Regions from separate parts of the Homo sapiens genome. Here region 2 is linked to region 1. Evidence: read pairs that join two places in POLR2A ChIA-PET (ENCODE). Cell type or tissue: PC-9. All regions are shown on one strand. Links, peaks and the distances in the headings refer to the core of each region. The heading gives the core; the rest is flanking DNA. Region 1 overlaps FKBP1B (FKBP prolyl isomerase 1B). Region 2 overlaps ATAD2B (ATPase family AAA domain containing 2B).

What was found. ChIA-PET counts read pairs that join two places held together with the same protein. Peaks named below come from ENCODE experiments on the same cell type or tissue, not always from the same donor. Only the 100,000 strongest peaks of a DNase experiment are listed, where the experiment ranks them.
Region 2: POLR2A ChIA-PET joins it to region 1 with 7 read pairs; 7 of 35 experiments call an interaction of 5 or more read pairs at or near these places.

What each region holds. Positions count from the first base shown.
Region 1 is chr2:24,050,870-24,056,251 of GRCh38, reverse strand. FKBP1B (FKBP prolyl isomerase 1B) reads right to left here. Exons shown (of 4, transcript NM_004116.5): 2 at 2,303-2,350. Among named protein-coding and RNA genes, the nearest start is that of FKBP1B, 3.8 kb to the right of the region's middle. RefSeq lists silencers at 1,319-1,613, 2,222-2,413. In PC-9, for the core only: no CTCF peak of the experiment used is centred there; no DNase peak of the experiment used is centred there; H3K27me3 peaks cover 123 bases.
Region 2 is chr2:23,899,923-23,905,304 of GRCh38, reverse strand. The region is part of intron 1 of ATAD2B (ATPase family AAA domain containing 2B); the gene reads left to right. It also overlaps the pseudogene RPS13P4. Among named protein-coding and RNA genes, the nearest start is that of ATAD2B, 25 kb to the left of the region's middle. In PC-9, for the core only: no CTCF peak of the experiment used is centred there; DNase peaks (open chromatin) are centred at 2,674, 3,194, 4,184 and 4,614; H3K4me3 peaks cover 2,230 bases; H3K27ac peaks cover 4,906 bases.

The sequences.
Region 1 (5,382 bases), core at 221-5,220:
TTGAGAGGCCGAGGCAGGCAGATCACCTGAGGTCAGGAGTTTGAGATCAGCCTGGCCAATATGGTGAAACACCGTCTCTACTAGAAACACAAAAATTAGCCAGGCATGGTGGCGGGCGCCTGTAATCCCAGCTACTCGGGAGGCTAAGGCAGGAGAATCGCTTGAACCCAGGAGGCAGAGGTTGCAGTGAGCCAAGATCATGCCATTTCTCTCCAGCCTGGGCAACATAGACTCTGTCTCAAAAAAAGAAAAAACAAAACAAAACCAAAACCTGACAATAACAAGTGTTGGGGAGGACACAGGGTAACTGGCAGTCTCCTACACAGCTGCCTAGAGTGGAAACTGGCACAACGACTTTGGAAAGCTGTCAGACAGTACTGCTAACGCTGAGCCCAGGAGGTACCCCACTTCCAGGTATATACCCAACAGAAACATGCACATATGTCTGTACACATGTACACTAAGAGATGCCTGCAAGACTGATCAAAGTGACACTGTTTGTAATAAACAAAAACTATGAACAACCCAAATGTTCATCAACGGTAGAGAGGATACATAAATTGCAACATACTTGTACGTTAAAATACTGTAGAGGAATAAACCATTCTGGATATATCTCGCAGACATAATAGTGAGTGAAATAAGCCAAACACAAAAGAGTACCTACGCTGTGGTTCCATTAAGATGAAGTTCAAAAATAGGCAAAACCAATCCATGGAGACAAAAGTCAGAGTAATAGTTGCCAGCCAGGCACAGTGGCTCACACCTGTAATCCCAGCACTAGGAGGCCAAGGTGGAAGGATCACTTGCATACAGGCGTTCGAGACCAGCCCGGGCAACATAGTGAGACCCTCATCTCTACAAAAAATTAAAATTAGCCAGGCATGGTGGCTCATGTCTGTGGTCCCAGCTAGTCAGGACACTGAAGCAGGAGGGTCACTTGAGCCCGAGAGGTCGAGGCTGCAATGAGCTGTGATCACCACTGCACTCAGCCTGAGTCACAGAGTGAGACCCTGTCTCAAAACAACAACAACAATGACAAAAAAAAAAAAAAAAAGAAAAACAATGATAGCTACCTCTAGGGAGGTGAAATGACTGGGAGAAGGCATCAGGGGGACTTTTGGGGATGCTGGTTCTATGCTTGTATGTTCTATGCTTCTCTAGGTGGTAGTCACATAAATGTGATCACTTTGAAAAAATTCATTGACCTAGACATCTTACATTATGTTCTCTACTATATTTATATTTAACTTTAAAGTTTACCAAAAGTCCCATAGTCTCCCGCTATGTTTGATAAGACATAGTCTCTCCCAAGACAGGAGCTGCTGCCCTATGTATGTATTGTGAAAGGACTTTGCAAAAGGATGTTGTGGTTTCAGTAACTTGATAAATACTGGTCTGTCTACAACATGCAAAATTGTTAAATCAATTACACAGGTCAGAGGCCCCAGACGACCCATGGTAATTAGGCCACATCACCAGGAGATAAAACATGGTCCAGCCCACTGACATCAGCGACCAGCAACACAACTGCTGAAAACATCCACACCATCTGCCTAGAATTAACCTTGTGCTTCACACTGGCCCACAGAACTGCTAAAAATGGCCCCATCCGAGTATGTCCTAGGAATTAACCTGGGCTTGCTGTCTGCTAAGTGGCTGTCATCGAGTTTGCCACTTTAGGAAGCAGGTCACAAGGCAGGGTGCTCACCTCCCTTGGAACAAACACCTGCTCATGATCTTCCTGCCAGCAGTCCTGAAGAACTCACTCTACCTCGCCTGCAGATAAAGAGCATCCAACTGGGATCAGTCCCGCTCTGGGCTCCCTCAGTACCCAGAGAAAAGCACTGCCATCACCCCACCCCTCAAATGGCATCGGAGCCTCTGGGTGACTTGTCTGTCCTCTCCCCTCCTCTTCTTCTCTAATGATACTGCAGGATGGAGAGAAAGTCTGCGGGGAGCTCTAGGAGGGATTTCCAAATATCAGACAGACCCAGCAGGGACAGGGGCTCCACCATACCTGCAACAGAAGGAAGGGGACTGAAGGTGTTTGACTCACCTAGAAGCTGGCACCATGGATGGCCCTTGCTGGTAGAAGAGGGAAAGAGTTGGCCTTCCAAGCCTCCTTTATCATTCCCACTAGACTGGCTGGGAGGAGTAGAGGATGGCTGGTCACAGGGAGACCCTGCTGCCTTGGGCTTTAGCCCTGATCCAGAGGCAGGCACCTCTGGAGAGAAGCTCAGAGGACAGCCCTGCCTTGGGAGGGGAAGGACTGGGTGGGGGCTGAGGGGGTGAGACTTACCTGTGTAGTGCACCACACACGTTTGGCCCTTCTTGGGGAATGTCCTTCCTGCAGGGAGACATGAGGGCAGATGAAGGAGTAGGATATTGGAAAAACACCTGGGACATTAAGTATGATCCTGACCAAGAGCTCCAGCCTGCATTCCCCTCCATGCCATGGAGATGCCTGTGGCCCTAGTTCTGGCTCTGGGCCCTGTACGAGCCAGAATGAATCACGTCACCTCTCTGGCCTGGATTTACTTTACCCCCTCAATTTTCTCAATTCTGCTGTCTCCTGGGCTTTCCCACCACCCCACCCCCACTTTCTTTGATTGCCCCTTTTACTTCACATCATCCATTCCACAGACATTTACAGTTGGCCTCCTATGTGCCAGGCCTGGACCAGACTTCAGACATGCAGAGCAATGTATGAACTCATGAGGAAGGTAGGGAAACAGACACACAAATACCAGATTACAATGCAGATTATAATCCATCCATCAAAGATGAATAAACACAATAATTTACAAATATTTGCTGAGAGGCCAGGCATGGTGGCTCACATCTGTAATCTCAGCACTTTGGGAGGCTGAGGTGGGAGGATCACTTGAGCTCAGGAGTTCTAGATCACCCTGGGTAACATAGGGAGACCCCATCTCTAAAAAAAAAAAAAAAAAAAAAAAATCTTTTCAATTAGCTGGGTGTGGTGCCGCATACCTATAGTCCCAGCTACTGAAGAAGCTGAAGTGGAAGGATTGTTTGAGCCCAGGAGGTCAAGGCTGCAGTGAGCTGTGTTCATGCTACTGCACTCTACCCTGGGTGACAGAGCAAGACCCTGTCACAATAAACAAACAGACAAAACAAAACAAAACAAAACCACAAATATTTACTGAGTACCTATGGTGTGCCAAGCCTGTGCCTGATCACAGGGATACAGCAGTGAACACTACAAACAAGATCTCTATCCCTGTTCTTTTAGAGTTTACTTTTTTTTTTTAAGAGTAGGGGTCTCAGTGTGTCACCCAGGCTGGAGTGCAACAGCATGATCTCGGCTCTGTGCAGCCTTGACCTTTCCTGGGCTCAAGCAATCTTTCTTCCTCTGCCTTCTGAGTAGCTAGTACTGCAAGTGCATGCTGCCATGCCCAGCTAATTTTTTTAAAAAAAATTTGTAGAGACAGGGTCTTAACATGTTGTCCAGGTTGGCCTTGAACTCCTGAGCTCAAGAGATTCTCCCACCTCAACCTCCCAAAGTGCTGAGATTATAGGCATGAGCCACCAAACCCGCCCTGGAGTTTATATTCTAATGGACAGAGACAATACTTAAATATACAAAATGATTATGGATTATGATGAATACTCTAAAGAAAATACACACAATGATGTATTAAAGGGAGATGCAGTGGGACAGGCCATTTCAGACAGAGTGGTCCAGGATGGCCTCTTGGAGAAGGTGCCCCCTGGAGCTGGGACTTGAAGGATGAGCAAAATACTGGGAAATAGCACTTGGGAAAGGAGTAACAAGTGCACAGAATCAACACATTTGCAGTGAGCAAGGAGGCTAGGTGCTGGAAAGAAGGGAGGGAGGAGAGAGGTGGGAAGGACATGGATCATGCAGGGCTTGAAGAGCCGGATTTAATACTAAGTGCAATAGGAAACCACTGGAGGGTTTTAAGCCAGAGAATGACATAATCTGAATTAAGATTTTATAACATCACTCTGGCTGCTATGTGTAGGATGGACGGTTAGGCGTCTGTTGCAATAATCCAGACAAGAAATCAATGATAGCTTGATTTAAGGTGGTGGCAGCAGAGAAGAGAGTGAAAGATTGGAGACATATTTTCGAAGCGGAGCTGACAGGTCATGCAATCAGACTGGAAATGGGGTCCAGGATGAGGACAAAGGAGACAACAAGAACGATGCTTGGGTTTTCTGTTTGGGCAACTGGATGAATAGTGCAACTATTTCCTGAGATAGGGAAGACGGGAGGAACAGATTTGTGCGGGTGGCAATCTTGAGATGCCTATTAGACATCTGAGTTTATATTGCAAGTAGGCAGATGAAGAGTCTGCACTGGAGGTATAAATTTGGCTGGAATTTAAAGCTACGGGGCTGGATACAAAGCCTAAGGAAGCCTAACCACAGAGCCGATATTTAGAGGACTCTATGGGATCCTGGAGGAGGGAGCAGCTAACTGACCACAGAAGTCAAGGAAAACATCATAGAGGAGAGAATGGTGAAGCCAGGTCTTGAAAGACAAGTAAGAGTTTGCCAGAGGAAGTGAAAAAACACCATCTGGGAAGAGGGAACAACATGTAACATGTTCAAAGGCCCTCAGTCCAGCAATAGCGGGAACCCTGTCTGTTTCAACTGTGTCACCTTAGGGCCTAGCACACACGTTCAATAAATATTTGCTGAACGAGTGGTGTGTTTGACAACTTGCAGGCAGCTTGGGAAAGCTGGAGGAAAAAGTTAGTGGTGGGCTTAGGACAGGTGGTGAGAGATGAAGCTCTAGTGTGGAAGATGAGAATAGACCATAGCACCAAAGGCCCCTCCTGGGGGAGAGGGAAGAATCATTAAAACATCTTCTGCCTGAGGGAGGGGCATAGTCAAACATGCATTTTTTTTCTTTTTTTTTTTTGAGATAGAGTCTTGCTCTGTCACCCAGGCTGGAGTGCAATGGCACAATCTCAGCTCACTGCAACCTCTGGCTCCCAGGGTCAAGTGATTCTCCTGCCCCAGCCTCCCGAGTAGCTGGGATTACAGGTGCGTACCACCATGCCCAGCTAATTTTTGTATTTTTAGTAGAGACGGGGTTTCAACATGTTGGTCAGGCTGGTCTCGAACTCCTGACCTTGTGATCCGCCCGCCTCAGCCTCCCAAAGTGCTGGGATTACAGGCGTGAGCCACTGCATTTTAAGAAGAGTCTTCAGGCTATGATATAGAAAGGGAGTGAATATGAGATTGGGGACGAGATTGAAAGCAGGGAGGAGAGACTGAAGATGGGGAGATTAGCTCAGGGGCTGCTGAGGGATGAAAAGGCCTCAGGGAGATGCTTTCTGGGACCCAGCAGCAATGTTTCCTGCGTGGGCAAAGAAGCCTGTA
Region 2 (5,382 bases), core at 123-5,122, 150 kb after region 1:
CTTAAGTGATCCTTTTACCTCAGCCTCCCAAAGTGTTGGGATTATAGATATGAGCTATCATGCCTGACCATGTGGCATTTTTCAGTACCTACATTGTCTCTTTCTTATTTTAAATAATGTAATATTTTCAGATTTTTAGAAACTACCTTTTAGAAATTTTTATGTGGAAGAAAATGCATTTTAAATTATTATAGACTTTTTTAATCTTTCTGTATCTCCTAAACTAACAGGTCGCTTCTATGTATTTTTTTCTCTTTCTGTATTCTTTCATGATGATTGCTTAGAAATACTAAACTAGTAAGCCCTTGTTCTTGGAATATTTGAGAAAAATTTAGAACATTTTATATGCTTGCCATTTCAGGACTTTGTAGAATAGTGTTGGCCCTAAATAAATAAATAGCAGTGCAGAGTTTTGTTTTTTGCAGTCATGGTAACCACTGCCTCTGTGCATTCCTTTTATAAATGAAAGAAAAAGAAATTGACTGCACTTCTAAGCTTTCTTGTGAAAACAGGAATACTTGTTAAAGAAAAAAAGTATACAAAAAGCCTGTCCTATAAGGAAATCGGAAGAGATTGATTTGTACCCATACATTTTCTGATCTAACTTGGGGGAAAATGTTCCTATTCTGTTTTTTCTTTGTCTCTTTGAGGTGTTTTCTCTCATCATTTACTTACTCTTTAAATAATTTGTTTTATTCTCTCTTACAGTTCCCTTTTTTCTATAAGAAGCCAGGTTGTCTTTTCTTAAAGAAAAAAAAAAAAAAAAAGGAAGGAAAATCCTTTCCTCCAAGTCTAAACTATTCTTTCTTTTTTAATTCTGACACTTTTGTAAGACTAGCTCTGTAGTCATCACCTGTACTTGCTCACCACTTGCTCCATTATTCACCTAGTGTTTTCCACCCCGCATTTCACAGACATTGCCCTGTCAGAAGTTACAATGATCTCTTACTTACAAATCCTCAGGTTTATCAGCTTTCTTCTGTTAAAGTCTTTTTGGAGCAGTTTAACTCCTCTTGTTTTAGTGAGAGACTATATTTGTCTCTGATTTTTATGACATCTCTTGTGCTTATCCCCATTAATTAGGCATTTTTTTAAGGTTTTGACTTCTGCCCTTCTGTTTTTATACTCTGTACGTTACCTATGATCATTTTCTTTTATGACCATGTTTCATATCTGTCTCTGCTCCTTAACTCACTTCAACTCAGAGGTGTGTTTCCCATAGCCTGATAGACCTCTCCTTAGATTTCTGGCTATAATTCCAAACTAACTTTCCAATTTTAATTCAGCATTATACTTCTCCCGTCATCACCTGTTCCCTGGCTCCCCACACCACCATCACCACTACCACCACCACCACCACCACCAACAACAACCGGCACTTTTTATACCTGCCCTTACTGTATTTATTTTGAATACAGCACTGATATCGCTAATCTAGTTATTTTGTTTTCTGGACTAAATTTCTTCTTTCTGATTTTCCCAATTCTAAATGAGGCCGTCATCAAGTTTTGATTTAATCTAGTGGTCTGCTAATTAACTTAGTTCCATGCATCTCTCATTTTTAAATGCTATACTTGGCTTCATTCTTTTTGTTTTTAGATTAAAATCCAGCTTTTAGATTTCTGACAAATTTAGATCTGGGCATGAAGCCTTCCTTGAAAACCAGAGCAGCATCTATTCATTTCTAGTTATTCTCAAGTTCTTTTGCCTCACTTTTTAAGATTTATGACAGAATAATAGTCACTATTTATGGTAGCTGATGAGTATGGTTTAAGGGACTGTAAAAGTCAAGGAGAGAATGGTTTTTACAAATTGAAAAAAGTTATCTATTCAAAGAGGTTAGAATTAAAAAAGTTGCTTAAGTGGGGATGACTATATCTTTTCATTATTTAATTTCTGTAGGATTTTACATTATTATTATTATACTTCTCTTGGAAGTTATCTCATCCTTGGATTGTGTTCTGGTATTTTATGTGCCCCATTATTAAGTTGTTAGAATACATATTCCCACTTCTATAGAAGACTTGAAAACAACATTTATTTATTTATTTATTTATTTATTTATTTTTGAGACACAGTCTTGCTCTGTTGCCCAGACTGGAGTGCAGTGACGTGATTATGGCTCACTGCAACCTCAACTGCTGGGGCTCAGGTGATTCTCCCACTTCAGCCTCCCAAGTAGCTGGGACTGCAGGCATGGACCAGCACACCTGGCTAATTTTTCTATATTTTTGTAGAGACACGGTCTTGCCATTTTGCCCAGGCTGGGCTCGAACTCCTGAGCTCAAACAATCTGCCCACCTCAACCTCTCAGTGTTGAGATTACAGGCATGAGCCACCATGCCCGGCCAAAAACATCCTTTAAAGTCTACATCAAATAGGTTATTTATTTATTTATTTATTTAAAGAGACAGGTCTTGCTGTGTTACTCAGACTGGTTTCAAACTCCTGGCCACAAGGATCCTACCGCCTGGGTCTCCCAAAATGTTGGGATTACAGGTGTGAGCCACTGTGCTTGGCCTCAAGTAGTTCTTATCCATCTTTTTTACCACTGCCTTCCACGTCTTATGTACATAGTAGGTCATCAGTAAATGTTAGTTAACTGAAATTATTTCCCTTATGCCTGAGGTACTTTTCCTACTCATGGATTATAATCACTGTGACACAGATTGCTAAATGGCTGTGGGTAGATTGCATAATCTTTTAAATATCTTTGTCATGAAACTGGTAACGCCTTCTCTCAAAGGGTTAGGTTATCATTAGCTAGTAAAATGCTTTGAGGGAAGATGAAAAAGTTAAGGTTGAGGGTTATGATCATCCTATTAAGGGTGAATTGTTAGCATCAGGTTTGTAGGTAGAAGCTTTCCCAAAGCTTGAAGTTAATTAAATGGTGCTGAAGTAATTATTTTGTACCTGTTTACATCGTGGTTGCTTACTTTACTTAAATCCCTAGATTTCTTTGGAGGGAAGGAGTCTTTGGTAATCCTCTTTATTCTGAGGTCTCTGTCATAGAGCCAAATCAAGATTGAAACCCTCCCGTGACAAAAAAAGTAAATATACCAGTACATTGTAGCAGTTAGGATGATGTGCTTTGTATTATACTTGAAGTATGTTATATGCCAGAGGTCCTCAGACTTTTGTGTACTAAGAATCATTTGGAAGCCCTTGTTAAAAACGTTTCACCTCCAGAGATTCCAGTCCAGCAGGTTGTAATTTTTAATGAGTAATGCAGGTGATTTTTGATTCAGGTAGTATGTAAACAACAGTTTGAGAAATACTTCTGAATGGAATTGAAAGCCAGTAGAATATGCAAATGGCCAATAAATAAATGTGCAAAACTCACTTAAATTGATATTCAAGTAACTATATACTTGGATTATTTTAAAAATTCAAATATTTTACTACTTTTTTTTTTGTCTTCAGTTCAATGGTACATAGTACTTATTTCCAGAGTATGTTTGGGAAACTAGTACCTGCAGATATTCCATGAAAAAAGAGAGCTTGATCAAATAAGTTTGTGAAATGTTACATACTTTATTTCATCCTTAGAGATTTATTTTGCATGTTATCATAATACTCTTAGAAGTTTTGCAGCAAAAAGCCTTGGACCTCATCGTTTCCCAAACTTAATTCACCATGAGCCCTCCTTTCTTGCCCCTAATAATTTATATTAATAATTTGTGAACAAATTTCCAGAAATTTTGTTTGTTGTTTTTCCTTGTTATCATGGAATTTTAAAAAATAGGGTACGTTTTTGTAATTCAGGAGCTTAAAATCTTGCTAGAATTTCAAGACTTGGACATGACACTTTAAAGATGATAAATATATAATGCTAAGTTGAAATAATCAAGTGCCCAAATGTATAGTAGGGCTGCAACTAGTAGCAGGGATAAGCTTAATTTAGGCTAGATTCTTCAGGGAGATTTCATGAAGAAAAAAAAAAAAAGGGTCCTGAGATAGGTCTTGAAGATGAATGATCAAATTTGATTGGAAGGAGTAATGCTGGCCTGGGCTATCTAAATTGGTACAGTAGTTTATAGGTACTAGTTTCTGTATCACAGATACACTCTAGCTTAAAATACATGATGTTGCTTCCTCAGTGACTCCTTTTTTTTCGATAAACAATCATTTTATTACTTGAGTACGTAGACAAACTTATGCAACCAGGGCAGAGGCTGTGGATGACTCATGTTTCCAGTTGGGTGGGAGGATTTGCTTGGTCTTGTATTAATAATATTGAGCCAGTCGGTGAATTCATCTATCAGAATCAGATGGAATTTGGCATCCTTATCCTTTCTGTTCCTCTCAGCATGCTTTCGAATAGCAACTGCTTGCTTAATTAAACAGTAGAGATCCTCAGGGAGATCAGGCGCAAGTCTTTTGGACTTAAGGATTCTTAAGATTGTATTGCCTGTCACAAAAATATACTTGTGCAACACCATATGAGCCTCAGGATCACACTGATTTGTGAGGGAGGCAGACCCTTCTTGGTCAGTTTGTAAGTCTGCTCCTTCATGTCATCAGATGTCAGCTTCAGCCAAGTGGGAACCTTGCAGTGACAGGGCAGAGCCGATTGAGACAGGCCCTTCCCAGGAGTGCACATGCGACTCATGATGGTGGCAGTCAGGCGGTCCAGTGACTACGTCTTGAATATGTTATATAATAATGCTTTTCAAACTCTAATGTGCACATGAATCACCTGGGGATCTTTTAAAAATGGTTTCTGATTCAGTGGATCTGAGGGTGGAGCCTGAGATTCTACATTTCTAATGAGCTTCCAAATAGATCATGCCCATGTTGTTGGTTCACAGACCAGAATTGGAGTAAAGAATGTCTTGGATTAGTAATTCAGTTAGATGACCTTTAATGCACACTTTAACCTTGGGAGTCTGTAAATATACCAGGTTGGAGTGGATGAGCTAGTATAAAGAAAACTAAAGCTGGGCGTGGTGGCTCATGCTTGTAATCCCGGCGCTTTGTGGGGCCGAGGTGGGAGGATCTCTTTAGGTCAGGAGTTTGAGAACAGCCTGGCAATGAGACTCTGTCTCAAATAAAATAAAATAATAAAAATATAAAATAAAAAGTAAGAGGCCAGGCGTGGTGGCTCATGCTTCTAATCCCAGCACTTTCGGAGGCCGAGGCTGGCAGATCACGAGGTCAGGAGTTTGAGACCAGCCTGGCCAACACAGTGAAACGCTGTCTCTACTAAAAATACAAAAATTAGCTGGGCGTGGTGGCATGCACCTGTAATCCCAGCTACTTGGGAGGCTGAGGCAGGAGAATTGCTTGAACTGGGAGGTGGAAGTTGCAGTGAGCCGAGACCACTGTACCCCAGCCTGGGCGACAGAGCTAGACTCTGTCTCAAAAAAAAAAAAAAAAAAA